3 separate regions of the Mus musculus genome follow, and regions 1 and 2 are each linked to region 3. Evidence: chromatin contacts called from ENCODE Hi-C or POLR2A ChIA-PET data. All regions are on one chromosome and are shown on one strand. Each heading gives the region's core, a stretch centred on a gene start or an enhancer-like site at or near the end of the contact. The rest is flanking DNA. Distances are from core to core; before and after follow the strand shown.

Region 1 (4,070 bases), core at 741-3,240, 45 kb before region 3:
TTAAAGAGACAGTCCTCGCAGGATTTTAGTTTAATGCACGAGCTGTCTCCACATATTTGTCTGTAAACAGCAGACTGGCAAAGTACTGTCTGTGTCTTGAGTGACCTTTCTGCCTGTGTGAAAGTTATCCTGCAACAAGCTGTCACACACACTAGGCTCATGCCTGGGCTGCCTGCCTGTGTCTGTGTTGACTGTGACTCAGATCTATGTTCCAAGGGTCAGATTTGAGGCAACTGAAGTGCATATGTGTGTGTATCTGTGTGCTTGCACTTGTGCAATACATGCATGTGACAGACAGACAGGGAGACAGACAGAGACAGAGAAAGAGAAATAGGGAATTTTGAGTGTGGGGCCTCATGAATGCTGGGGCATTGGCACATTTTTCAGCTGTATATACTGCCTGGTGGGTCAGATCTGATGCAGAAGGTCAGCTGAGTGATGAGTCTGCACCACAGGGTCAGGGCTGGTGCTCAGGCATTGAAGGCTATTTGCTAACACTCTGGTTTTCTGCCCACAGCATCTGTTCCTGGCATTTCCAAGGATTGTCTTCCTACTGGGCTTTGTCATCGTTTTGAGCATGCTCCTGGCTGGCTACTTGTGCTTTGCTCTGTACCTGGCTGCCACCAACCAGACCACAAATGAATGGTATAAAGGCGACTGGGCCTGGTGCCAGCGCTGGCCTCTGGTGGCTTGGTCCCCATCAGCTGAGCCCCGGATCCACCAGAACATTCACTCCCACGGGTTTAGGAGCAACCTTCGAGAGATCTTTCTACCTGCTACCCCCAGTTACAAGAAAAAGGAGAAATAGAGCGGAAGTGCCCTGCCTTTTAAATACAGTGCACACCTATTTGTACACATGGATATTTGTTTTCTCATCATTGTCTGTGTTGGTTTCTGCTGTGTGGGCGTGAGTGGGCTTTAGTGGGGAAAAAGAGATGGGAAGCTAGGCTTGCTGAGTTCTCGTGTCTCCCAGGGCAGATTTCCCTCCTGCCTATATTCTGCTAGATCCAGTAACTTCTGAGGTCCTAGTGTGAGAAGGGTCAAGAGATGTCCAAGGCTCTGGGTGACAAGGAGGCCTTTGCCTCTTTCACTGCACCCTTGGGCGCCTGAACTAGGACCATAAAGTCTGTTCCCTGATGTACAAGAGAGTCTCTGGGCTGTGCCCAGCTGCACTCTCTCCCTGGTCTGTTCTTTCCCAGGCAGGGGCCCTTTATCATCTTAACTAAATCCTCTCAGCCATAGGCCTCTTAGTCATTGTATTTGTGAGCCACACGCAAGACTTTTCCATTCTGTTTAAAATCTCTACTCCCCGATGGGCGGTGGTGGTGCACACCTTTGATCACAGTACTCAGGAGGCAGAGGAACGTGGATCTCTGAGTTTGAGACCAGCCTGGTCTACACAGTGAGTTACAGGACAGCCAGGGTTACACTGAGTACCCCTGACTCGAAAAACCAAAAGAAAAAAAAAAATCTCCAGTCTTCATTAACAGCTAGTTTAGTATAAATTGTAAATAAACCATCGCCCATAGATTGTATAGAAATCTTGAGCTGGGGAGTGGGAGTGTTGTAGGGTGGGAGGGTTTTCAGGAACAGGGAGCACGTGGGCTAAACCTTGTACTAAGATTCCCATAGTCCTCCTGGGCTGGGCTAGAGCATAGCAGTTAAGAGGGTCCAGGAGTCAGGAGAGAATTTGGAAACACTGACCCTGGAACAGAAGGATCAGGGCGTGGGGGTGCTTACAAGCATCATTTGTCCTAGTAGTCGCCCCACTCCCGGGGGCGATCAGAGCACGTCCTGGTTGGAGGGGAGCATGAGAAGGCTTGGGTGCGTGGTGCCGGCTCAGAACACCTCCGAGTGTCTGATAATCAAACACCTCTGAAGCCGGAGAAACTCTTGCGAAGACGGCGGGGCGGGGCCTCGTGCTTGCCCGTGCGGGCTTCACCGCCAGGGGGCGCCCACGAGAGCGCGCGGCCGCAGCCCGAGCTTGGCCCCTGCGGGCCGCCGTCGCCATTCAGCCGCCGGTTCGGCCGAGCGGCGTCGGCTCCCGCGGCTCTGGGCGGCGCCGCAGTCGGACCCCAGGATACTCGCTGGCCCGTGGCGGCGGCGGCAGCGGCGACGATGGTCCCCTGAGCGGGTTGGCGCCTGTTAGAGGCGGGCGGGCGCCGCGACCCTGCCCGCGTCGGGGCCCAGGCCGGTCGCGCCTCTTTGTCTCCGGGCGGAAGTAGGACTCGCGGCGGGGACAGGGCGGCCGCACCATGAGCGACATCCGCCACTCGCTGCTGCGGCGCGACGCGCTGAGCGCCGCCAAGGAGGTGCTGTACCACCTGGACATCTACTTCAGCAGCCAGCTGCAGAGCGCGCCGTTGCCCATCGTGGACAAGGGCTCCGTGGAGCTGCTGGAGGAGTTCGTGTTCCAAGTGCCCAAGGAGCGCGGCGCGCAGCCCAAGGTGCCCGCCCCGGCCGTGCCCTCGCTCGGTGACAGGAGCTCGCCCCGAGGTCTCGCTCCTCTTTCCGCTCCCCCGGCCTTGCAGTCCAGCGGCGTTGCTCAGCCGCGTGCCCGTTTCGCAGGCGTGTGACAGTCGCCCACCAATGAATGATCCGGGGTGGTGGCTTTGTGAACTGGCTACTTAACATCCCTCTGGGATGTCGCTTAACTAGATGCAGGGTTTTTTCCTTTGCTTATTCATAGAGTTAAGCCCCCCCGGGCTTAGGCTTCTGAAGGGTGAAAAAAATACACCCTGGGAAAAAGAATAGATCTGTTTTCCTTTTTCAAACACTGTCTTTCTGTGTACCATGTATCTCGGGCCAGCCTGAAACTCATTATCGGCTAGACTCAGCCTCGTGTGCGCTGGGATTCTAAGCATCCACTTCCCTAATCTCTTAGGGTGGGAGCTAAGGGGCAGGTGGAGGCCCTCTTCTCACAGCTTCTCTTCCGGGTTTGTTTTTACAGAGACTGAATTCCCTCCAGGAGCTCCAGCTTCTTGAAATCATGTGCAGTTACTTCCAGGAGCAAAGCAAGGACTCTGTGCGGCAGATCATTTTCTCCTCCCTTTTCAGCCCCCAAGGGAACAAAGCCGACGACAGCCGAATGAGCTTGTTGGGAAAGCTGGTCTCCATGGCCGTGGCCGTGTGTCGGATCCCCGTGTTGGAATGTGCGGCCTCCTGGCTCCAGGTACTGCTCTCGAAATAGCGTCTCCCACAGTCTCCGTAGACAGGATAACAAGAGTTTGGATGTTCGTAGAGGTCTTTTACACGTGCGTGATGTCATCGATCATCCCTGCCTGGGTGCTACACCCAGTCCCGTTTTTTTTATGGAGCAAACATTTTTTTTGTTTCTTTGATTGACTTTTTTTTTTTGAAAAAAGAATTTGGTATGTAGCCCAAGCTGAATTCAACCCTCATGACCCTTCTACCTGAGTCTCTTGAGGATTATAGGGTCCACGTGTCTGGCTCTGGAATTGTAGCCTTCTTGTACACAAAGTAGTAAAATTAGGATTTGTTTCATTTTGAAACAGGTTCTGATTATGTAGCCTGGGCTGTCCTGGATCTCAAAATGTAGACCAGGCTGGCCTTGAACTCAACCCAGACCAGGTGTCTCTGCCTCCCTAGCATTTGCTATTAAAGGTGTATGCCATCACACCCAGCTTACTTTTAGTATTACTGTGCATGTGTGATGTGTGTGTGGTTGCCTGTGCCACAGCACATCTGGAGAGGCCTGAGGACAGCTGTGTGAAGTCGGGTCACTACTGTCACCTTTTTTTGAGACAGGGTTTCTCTGTGTAGCACTGGCTGTCCTGTAACTCACTGTGTAGACCAGGCTGGCCTTGAACTCAGTAATCCGCCTGCCTCTGCCTCCCGAGTGCTGGGATTAAAGGTATGCGCCACCGCCACCTGGCTTCCTTGGCTCCTTTTCATCTTAAATTTGTAAAATTATTTGTTAATGTGGAACTGTTTTGCGTGGGGATGTTGTGTCTGTGTACCACCTGTATGCTGCTGCTCACACTGTGGAGGCTGGAAGCGGAGCGGGCTTTCGATCCCTGCAACTAGAGTTACAAATGGTTGTGAGCCAC
Region 2 (4,413 bases), core at 1,639-4,138, 35 kb after region 3:
AGGAGAGAAAAACATGAAATCATTGCTCTGGAAAAGAAATGTAAATGCCAGCGCCTTATAAAGGAAAACATGGGGGCCAGCGAGATGGCTCAGCAGGCGAAGGTGCTTGCCACCAAACCTGGTAACTTGAGTTCAATCCCTACAACCTGACTCCCTAAACCTTGGCTTTTGACCTCCACACACACCCAACATGGCATGTGACACCCACAAATAATTTAAACAAACAAAAGCAAAAACAAAAACAAAAAAAAAACCAAACCCAAACAGTAAGATCAGACAAGACCACAGATCTATGGCTACGTGACTATGAGCTGACAGAATCTGTCTTCAAGTAGATGAACTTCTCTCATATTAAAAGCACCCAGGGCCCAGATCTTTACTGAGAGCACACTGAGGATAAACTTAGCACTGTCTTCTTCCCCAATCTGTGTGTCTCTATTTGGGACTCTCCCACTAAGGGAACCTGACTGAGCCGCTGGGAAGGAAGACTCAACTCTTTGGTGAATGCCAATGCCTAGGAGAGCACAATGGCATCTGCCAGCAAATAAATGACTCCTAATTAACAAGTAACTCTAGCCAAGGGGAAGAAAGGGTATTTGAGGGTAGAAAAAAAAATCAAATGGGTCTGCCACTGAACGTCGTGGTCATTGAAAGTCATCACCAGGGCCAGGGATGGTGGCATATACCTTTAACCCTGGCTGAAGAGTTCCAGGACAGCCTGAGCTACATACCCTTTTTGAACCAAGCAATGACGCAAAAACGAAGAAATTGAAACAAACCAAACAAAGAGAAACTACACAGACCGTAAGAGAAAAGTGAATTCTTTGGTGGTGGAAAATGGATCTGAACGCATTGCATCCTCAGAGAGTTCCAGGCAGGGCAGTGGAACAACAAAAGGGAAGAACAGGAGACGGTATAACGACAGGCGGAGAGACCACTCAGATGCATGGGGTCCGTTAGGTGGGGACGGTACAACAACAGGCGAACAGACCACTCGGATGCATGGGTCCGTTACGCGTTGTCTGGACATACTCCAGAGATGCTCAGCAGGCGCTGGCTGACCCACAGGTAAACCAACACAGAGCCGCTGGGGAAAGCCAGGAGGGCCAGAGGTAAGTAGGGCAAAAGATCCACATGGGAGCAGGAGAAATTCTAAATCCAGGGACAGGGCAGCAAGACAAACAGCACAGAAACAGACAGAGGAATCCACAGAGACTGCTAGAGACAGACAGGTCAATAGGACGTGAGTGTGTGTGTATGCCTGTGTTAGAATACCACTGGAGATCAAAGAGTACAGCCCGTCATAAGCCAAGGCAGCAGGAGCCACATCAAATCCACAATCAGGAAACAAGAGAGGGAGGAAGACATGTTTGCTGGTACTCAAGTCTCTTTCTCCAGTTTATGCTGTCCAGGATGCCCAGAGAATGGTCTTGTCCAGAACAAAATGGGTTTTCTTACATCAATGAATGTGATCAAGACAATCCCGACAGGCACGTCCATAGGCTCATCTCTAAATATAGTCAAGGTGTCAACTACAGCATCCTGAGGACTTGGTAGGGGCTATGCCACCTACAGATATGCACTCAACCAATGCTTACTACTGTCCACTACTGTTTTGTCTGGTTCTTTTATCTCTTTCTGTTTTATCTATTTTCCCCTTTAAAGTCTGATCTCTCCTTTGCCTCTTCGAGTGTAGTAAACCAAACTAGACAACGGAAACAAAGCCAGACTTACTAAGGATGTATTCATCTTCCGCTGCAGTAGGAAAAGTCTGTAGAAGGACTAATGCAGCCGGGTCTGGGGAAGGAAAAACAACGTCATTATGAGTGGGCGTGGAAAGAGGGGAATCCTGCACACAAACCTCCTGGAACATTCCCAGAAGAAAACCGGAGGGATGGTGGTCTCACTGGCTGTCAGAAAGGACTGGAGAATTGCAACTGTGCGTTGGGACTTGGGGGGAATGAATGAGTGCAGCTGACGAGGTGAATTAACAAGAAATGAACAAGAAATGCTAGTTAAATAACTGCCATTTACTAAGGGATACAAAAGAATACTCACAAGCTGCTCTGAAAACAAAAGTTAACCTGGTGGGAACTGTATTTATATACAATTACGTGATACTGTGACCACGACTTTAATATGACAAAAGGAACGCCGTCGGCCCGGGACTTAGCACTCCCACTAACAAACCCTCTGCGTGACCTCGGTTATGTCACCACTATCGCAGACCCACAGTCTTCCCCTATGAACAGACGCAAACACAAACTTTTCCTGAACTAGACCACAGGATGCTGCAGGGAGAGGATCGGGAAAACTAACAGGCACAGCAAGGGTGCCGATGGCGCCCAGTAACATCATGAGACTTAGAAGCCCTGGGAGGCAGGGATGTCAAGTGAGGTAGGAGTTTGGACAGCGCCTCTACAGCTCAGGTCACTGAACTGACCGCTCCTATGCCCACACGCCTCATCCTCGGGCCATCTAGACAGCCCAAAGCCATCAACACGACCACTGCTACCGTCCCGGATCCCGCACGCTGAGGACAGGAGGGGGCCGAGGCATCGCGCAGGCGCTGATCGCTCAGGCCTCGGCAAGCGGTCTCAGGCCCCCCTGCAAGCCATCAGACGGACCCAGCCTCCCTCTCACGGCCGCGATCTGCACCCTCAGGCCTCACCTAGGAGGCCGCGCCGGGCCCGGGTCTCGCTGCCCCCGTCAGCCCGGCCCTCGGCCTCCCCGGCCTGCAAAGCTGCGTTCGCCTGCTGCCGACCCGGACGCACCGGCCTCGGCCCGCAGGCTCGCGACTCCAGCTCGCGCAAGTCAAAGCTGCGAGCGTAGAGACACAGACCGCAGGAAGCCAGGCCAGCGCAGCGGACGTGCGCTTGCGCGAGCATGCACACAAACAGAAGTGCGCACGCGCAGCATGCGTGCCACTGGGCTGGTCCCTGTGGTCTTCCTTTCATCTTTGGGGAGGGGCCGCCCAGAACTCTTAGGCTTCCAGGGATCGTCGCACAAGTCTCCTCCTCGTTTCAGCAGCTTGTGGGTACCGAGCTGAGAGCAACAGTAACCTTCGTGATTTTCCTCACTTTGAACCTCCAGGAATGGCTTGAGGGGTTATATCCATTTACCCAGACCTCTCCCAGCTTGGTGCTTTTAGATAAAAGGCAGATTCTAACAGATGAAAGAGAGAGGAAAAAAAATGTGTCACGCTCTGTTTAACTGAAGTGCTAGAAGTTTCCATCAAACATTTAAGTATAAGAAGTGTCTACCACCTCTTTTAAAAGAAAGAAGACAAAAACAGTGGCTTTGCCAGATCATACAACAAATGCATAAAAGTTCTAAAAGCACCAGAAGGCACACATAGAAAGGGAGAAAAAACGTGTTTGTCAAATGACTTCTCCAACTTGATGTTTGCAGTCCGGCAACAATGCTCAAACGTGGAACCCTATGGTCAGTCAATTCCTCTCAGATTTCACCGGCCCTCCTGAATAATGCAAAAGTGCTCTTGTCCTATCTGCTTCCAAAGTTGATGGAGACACAACAGAAGCTGCAGATGCAAAAAAGGAAGGAAGAGAAAACACAAATGATGGGTTTCTATATCACACATCTAATGCACAGAAACTAAAAAGAGAACCAGAAAGAACTCACAGAAAGAAGGAAAATAGCTCTCTGTTAATTGACCTCTGAAAGGTGACATTTGGGGCCGGGCGACAATGACAGTTTTCAGAGATGGTACAATACAATGAACATTCCATCGACTTCTTACAGAACTAATGCAGCAGTGGTCTTGGTCTAATTCTTCATAAAGACGTTGGCATCAAAACTAATAACAAAGTCTACCAAAACAGAAAGTTCTCTGCACCAATGCAGAGAGTAACGTTTTCTTCCCAGAAGCACCAAGCACCTTGGAGCGCCAACCCTAGGTAATAAACTGCTGAGCAACCAGCAGGAGACAGAAGCATCACGAATCCCTCTCAGATGCTGCAGGGCACACATGGTCTCAGGAGAAAGGGTGAGCCCTCCTCCTCGGAAGGCCTGCACTGCCATGGGGCACCTTCTCCCAGGTTCTCACCTCACCTGGTAACTGAGGTGCCCACCTGAGCTGGCTCCTATCTCTTAAACCAAAAGCTTCCCTTCCCCATGGCAAGCAGGGGTTACGTCTCTGAATGAGGGGCCTGGGCTAAACTCCCCAGGTGACAGGGAGATAGGAACACTCTTTTCTCCAGGTTTACATTGCACAGATGGGACTCAGGCCTTTCAGAAAAGGAATTCCTTGCTTGCAGTGAGGACATTCAAGCTCATATAATTTTTGTATTAAGAAAAGGGGCTGGAGAGATGGCTCAGGGGTTAAGAGCACTGACTGCTCTTCCAAAGGTCCTGAGTTCAATTCTCAACAGCCACATGGTGGCTCACAACCAT
Region 3 (4,051 bases), core at 426-2,925:
TTTTAATGTTTTTGGAGATGGGGGTCTTACTAAATTGCTTGGGTTGGTTTTGAACTCATGATCCTCCAGAGTAGCTGGGACTTCAAGCTTGCACCACTGTGTCTGGCTGCATGATACTTGAGACATATGGACTCCATTTGAAAATCTGTTTCTCCATTTTCCCAGCTGCTCACTTGACAACAGGGCCCAAGAACATGGGAAGGGAGCACAGCATGGAACACGGCAGGAACACGTGCATGCATGGAACATGGCAGGAACACGTGCATGCATGGAACATGGCAGGAACACGTGCATTCATGGAACATGGCAGGAACACATGCATGCATGGAACATGGCAGGAACACATGCATGCATGGAACAGGGCAGGAACACGTGCATGCGTGGAACATGGCAGGAATGCATGTATGCATGGAACATGGCAGGAACACGCACATGCATGGAACATGGCAGGTACACACATTCATCACCTCCTTCGGGTTTCCCAGAGGGAAAGGTTGGCTCCCCTTCCCTTCCCTGGGTTTCTAGCCTGCCAGGGATCCTGCAGAGAGGCAGGTGATTTGGTAGGTAACCCATCTGTGTGAAAACCCAGGGTGCGTAAGAATGTCATCACGGAGATAGCTCATGTGCACACATGTGAACACACATCCTAGTAAAACCGAGAGACAAGCAGCTTCCTTCTATGTGTGCCTAAATGTGTGTAGGCAGGAAAGAAGAGTGTTTCTGGTCCCTAGAGAACCCACAGTTAGGGGTTAGGGCTCGCCTAAGATGAGAAAGGCTATGACTCCTAAAGCATCCAGTCTACATGGTCTACCAAGAAAAGCACAAGAGTGTCACAAAGACTTTTCAATATAAGGGAGGGGAGGCCAAGGAAGAGGGGAGAGAGGGCAGAGGCTAGAACTCTGGTCTCCCCAGGGTCATGTCCAGGGTTGGTCTCTATAGGTACCTAGGGCATTTACTCCAGGCATAGGTGGCCAGCAGGCTTGGGGTCCAGGGACTTCATAATATGGATGGCTCTTTGGAGCTACAGAGCACTGCCCTGAGTAGTCGTGAATATATCAATGGACTGTCAAGGTTCGACCTGTCTAAAGCCATGCAAGGCTATTTCCCAATATTCTTGCCAGGCCTGGGGATGACAGATTAGGGAGTTGAAGAACATAAATCCAGTCTGGCCTCAATCTCCAGTCTTTCATGCATTTGACTGTTATAGTCCACAGTACCCCCCTCACGCCTTGAATAGGCTGCCCCTCTGTCTGCCACACCCTGCACACACAAGTAAAGCCAGAATGGATCAATCTCCCAGCCACACCCTTGCCCATGTCAGGGTCAGACAAGCGCTGCCTGAATACCCATTGGGGGTCACTACCCTTCTCCACCATCAGGAGATCCAGGGAGGGTCCGGTGGACAGGAGGACGGGCTCCCGACACGTCCTGGCACGGGCAAAGGTAGACTTAGGCTGTCGTCTGGCGAGAAGAGATGCTCGCTGGGGCTGGACGTCGTGGGCAGGGGTCCCTTGAAACATAGAGGAGCAGGTAATAAGCAGGGGGTGCTCATTGTGGGTAGCTATAACCATCCTCCATGCATATGGGGGTGCGACGCAGCAGCACCCTGTCTACATCCAGAGCTCCGGGACGCCCCATGACCGGAAGTGCCCCCCTCGTGGGCGCGGACAAGGCGGGGCCGGCGGGCGGCACTTCCGGTGCCCACGCGCCGCCGCCTCCTCCGCCGTCGCGCAGCTCGCGGCCGTCACTTTGTGTAGTGCGGGGGGGAGTCCCCGGTGGTCACAGCCCCCCACCCCCCACGAGTCCGTGTCTCGCTCCGGCTTGGCCGGGCCCGGGCGCGCGCGCGGTGAGTGGGGCGCGCGGATGCGGCAGGTGCGCGCGGGCGGGACGCGCGCGCTGGGGGCGGTGGCGGCGGCAAGGCTGGCCGTCATGGATGCTCGAGAGCTGGAGGCCTCCGGTGTCCGTGGGGAGATCGCGGGACTGCAGGGCCCGTCCTTGGTGGGGTCGGAGTTGCAGCTGCACGAGCTAGATCTTCCAGGCCCCTAGATCCCCCCAATACCGACCTGGGCCTGCGCGGCACGTCAGGGATGGCTTAACACCCTAGAGGGGTACAGACTCCAGCGTGGGAGGGGGCGGGCCGGGGACGTCGTGCACTGCACCTTTGCAGGGTGCTAGCGCCGCCTTCTCCAGCTTAGGGGCGGGAGCTGGGCCGGAGCCGCCCCCGCCCCCTAGAGAGACACCTTCCAAGGAGGGCTGTCATTACTCCCGCCCTAGCGCGAAGTGGAAGCTAGGTACCCTCCCCCCATCCCCCAGAGAGAGGAAGAAAAGGGAAAGACCTTGTCCTGGAGCCCTACAGCCAGCTTTGTGACATTGAGGGGCCGTGGCCTAGCCTGCTTCATCTGTAAATGGAGGCTGGCTGGACTGCTCTCTCTCTCTGCTAAATCTGTTGCCCCCGAGATGGGTGGTGGAACGCGTTGGCAGAATCTAGGGTGCATTATGTGGACACAAGAAGGGAGGGAGGAGGTGCAGGTATCAGCGAGGATCAGCCCACCTGCTCAGCCTGGGTGGGTGGCATTGGCATTTTGTTTTGGTTCTGTCGCTACTGGCTGGGCCAGGGGGCTAGCTGGCCTGGTTGAGGAGCCTGCTCTGGGGGGTCGTGGATGACCTCCAGGGAGCAACCCTGGAGAATAGGGGCTCCGGAAACTGGGCAGATGGTGAGGAGTGTAGTGAACAGGGAAAGACATTCTGGACAAAAAAGGGTCTTAAGTCAGTGGGGCTAGTGAACGGGAATGAAGGTAACTAGCCACAAGTGCGCATGCGCGAGCGTGACCCCACGCAAACATCCTTTACGTGGATCCCCTGGATTTGGGACTTTTCTGGAGTTCCTAACTTTTAACCTTTACGATTGTGTCTCTGCACACTCCTTTCTATGGACAGTGCAGCACCCCGTTCTGAGTGTCTGCAGCGCTGTGCCCTAGGCTCAGGACTTGAGTGGAAAGATGTGTTGAAGTGACACAGTGATTTTTGCCTGATGAAGCCGTGAACTTGACACTGCATTCGAATCCAGGATGAGAGGTTAAGGAGAATGGAGCAGAAAGGCGTTCTAGGGACTGATTGGCAGGAGTGGGGCTAAGAATATCCCAGGAGGAGGGGAACCCCCAGGGCCTGAGTTGCAAGAATATGAACTGACCTTCTCCTGGTCAGACTGGTTTTCAGAGCTTCTGTTCTGAATCTTGGGTCAGAGCACCTGGAGCATCAGGCTTTTCTTGGCTTCTGCCCTGTCTCCCTGTCTTCTCATGGCTTTTTTTGTTTTTTTTTTTTTTTTTTTGTTTTTTGTTTTTTTTTTTTTCGAGACAGGGTTTCTCTGTGTAGCCCTGGCTGTCCTGGAACTCACTCTGTAGACCAGGCTGGCCTCAAACTCAGAAATCCTCCTGCCTCTGCCTCCCAAGTGCGCCACCACCGCCCAGCTAGAGGCTTTTAATAGGCTTTTTTTTTTTCCTTCACTTTTTCCCTTCTTGCTCTGTCCTGACAAGCAACTCAAGGGAGGAAGTAGTTGCTTGGGCTCCCAGTTGAAAGGTACAGCCCATCACGGTGGGAGAGACACGGAGGCCACGCAGAGAGACTGATGCTGGGGCTCAGCCTGCTCTCTCCTTCTCATTCACACCAGGGCCCCAGCCTAGGGGATGGTGCTGCCCATGTTTAGGGTAGATCTTCCCACCTCAGTTAACCTAATCTAGCCACTCCCTCACAGACATTCCAGAGGCATCTTCTCTTTTGTAACTTCAGATCCTGTCAAGTGTGCAACAGTAACCATCACAGGACGGGTGCACAGACTCAATTTTATCCACTGTCCTCTCTGGTGACAGAGACTCTTCATGACTTCTGGGGTGGGTTTTAGTTTGGTGTACCCTTTCCTCAAGCTGTGGCCAGCCTATTGTGGAGTGTGACAGTTGTGCCCTCACAAATATTTTTTTAAAATTCCAGTATCCATGTCATTAACTGTAGATCTCTGGACATGTCTTTAATAAGTACTGGAGTAGCTACTGTGTGT

What was found. Hi-C counts contacts between places; a loop is a spot of excess contacts on that map. ChIA-PET counts read pairs that join two places held with the same protein, here RNA polymerase II (POLR2A).
Region 1: POLR2A ChIA-PET joins it to region 3 with 11 read pairs in Patski. The contact joins the promoter of E130309D02Rik here to the promoter of Zfp316 in region 3. A Hi-C loop is called at or near these places in 1 of 37 maps with a recorded cell type or tissue (heart). POLR2A ChIA-PET finds 5 or more read pairs at or near these places in 1 of 5 experiments (Patski).
Region 2: a map of gastrocnemius shows a loop between it and region 3 (8-fold over the local background). The contact joins the promoter of Zfp12 here to the promoter of Zfp316 in region 3. A Hi-C loop is called at or near these places in 6 of 37 maps with a recorded cell type or tissue (T-helper 2 cell, adrenal gland, gastrocnemius and 1 more). POLR2A ChIA-PET finds 5 or more read pairs at or near these places in 1 of 5 experiments (Patski).

The regions. Positions count from the first base shown.
Region 1 is chr5:143,313,280-143,317,349 of GRCm38, reverse strand. It overlaps E130309D02Rik (RIKEN cDNA E130309D02 gene), which reads left to right and starts at 1,990. Exons shown (of 6, transcript NM_172726.4): 1 at 1,990-2,447; 2 at 2,951-3,172. The coding sequence starts at 2,256. It overlaps Zdhhc4 (zinc finger, DHHC domain containing 4), which reads left to right. Exons shown (of 8, transcript NM_028379.5): 8 at 518-861. The coding sequence ends at 808.
Region 2 is chr5:143,233,638-143,238,050 of GRCm38, reverse strand. Zfp12 (zinc finger protein 12) reads right to left here and starts at 2,888. Exons shown (of 5, transcript NM_001289589.1): 1 at 2,672-2,888; 2 at 1,735-1,797. The coding sequence starts at 1,749. 4930448H16Rik (RIKEN cDNA 4930448H16 gene) reads right to left here. Exons shown (of 5, transcript NR_040700.1): 5 at 3,303-3,541. Gm38735 (a long non-coding RNA gene) reads left to right here and starts at 3,521. Exons shown (of 3, transcript XR_868668.3): 1 at 3,521-3,917.
Region 3 is chr5:143,267,646-143,271,696 of GRCm38, reverse strand. It overlaps Zfp316 (zinc finger protein 316), which reads left to right and starts at 1,675. Exons shown (of 7, transcript NM_017467.3): 1 at 1,675-1,846.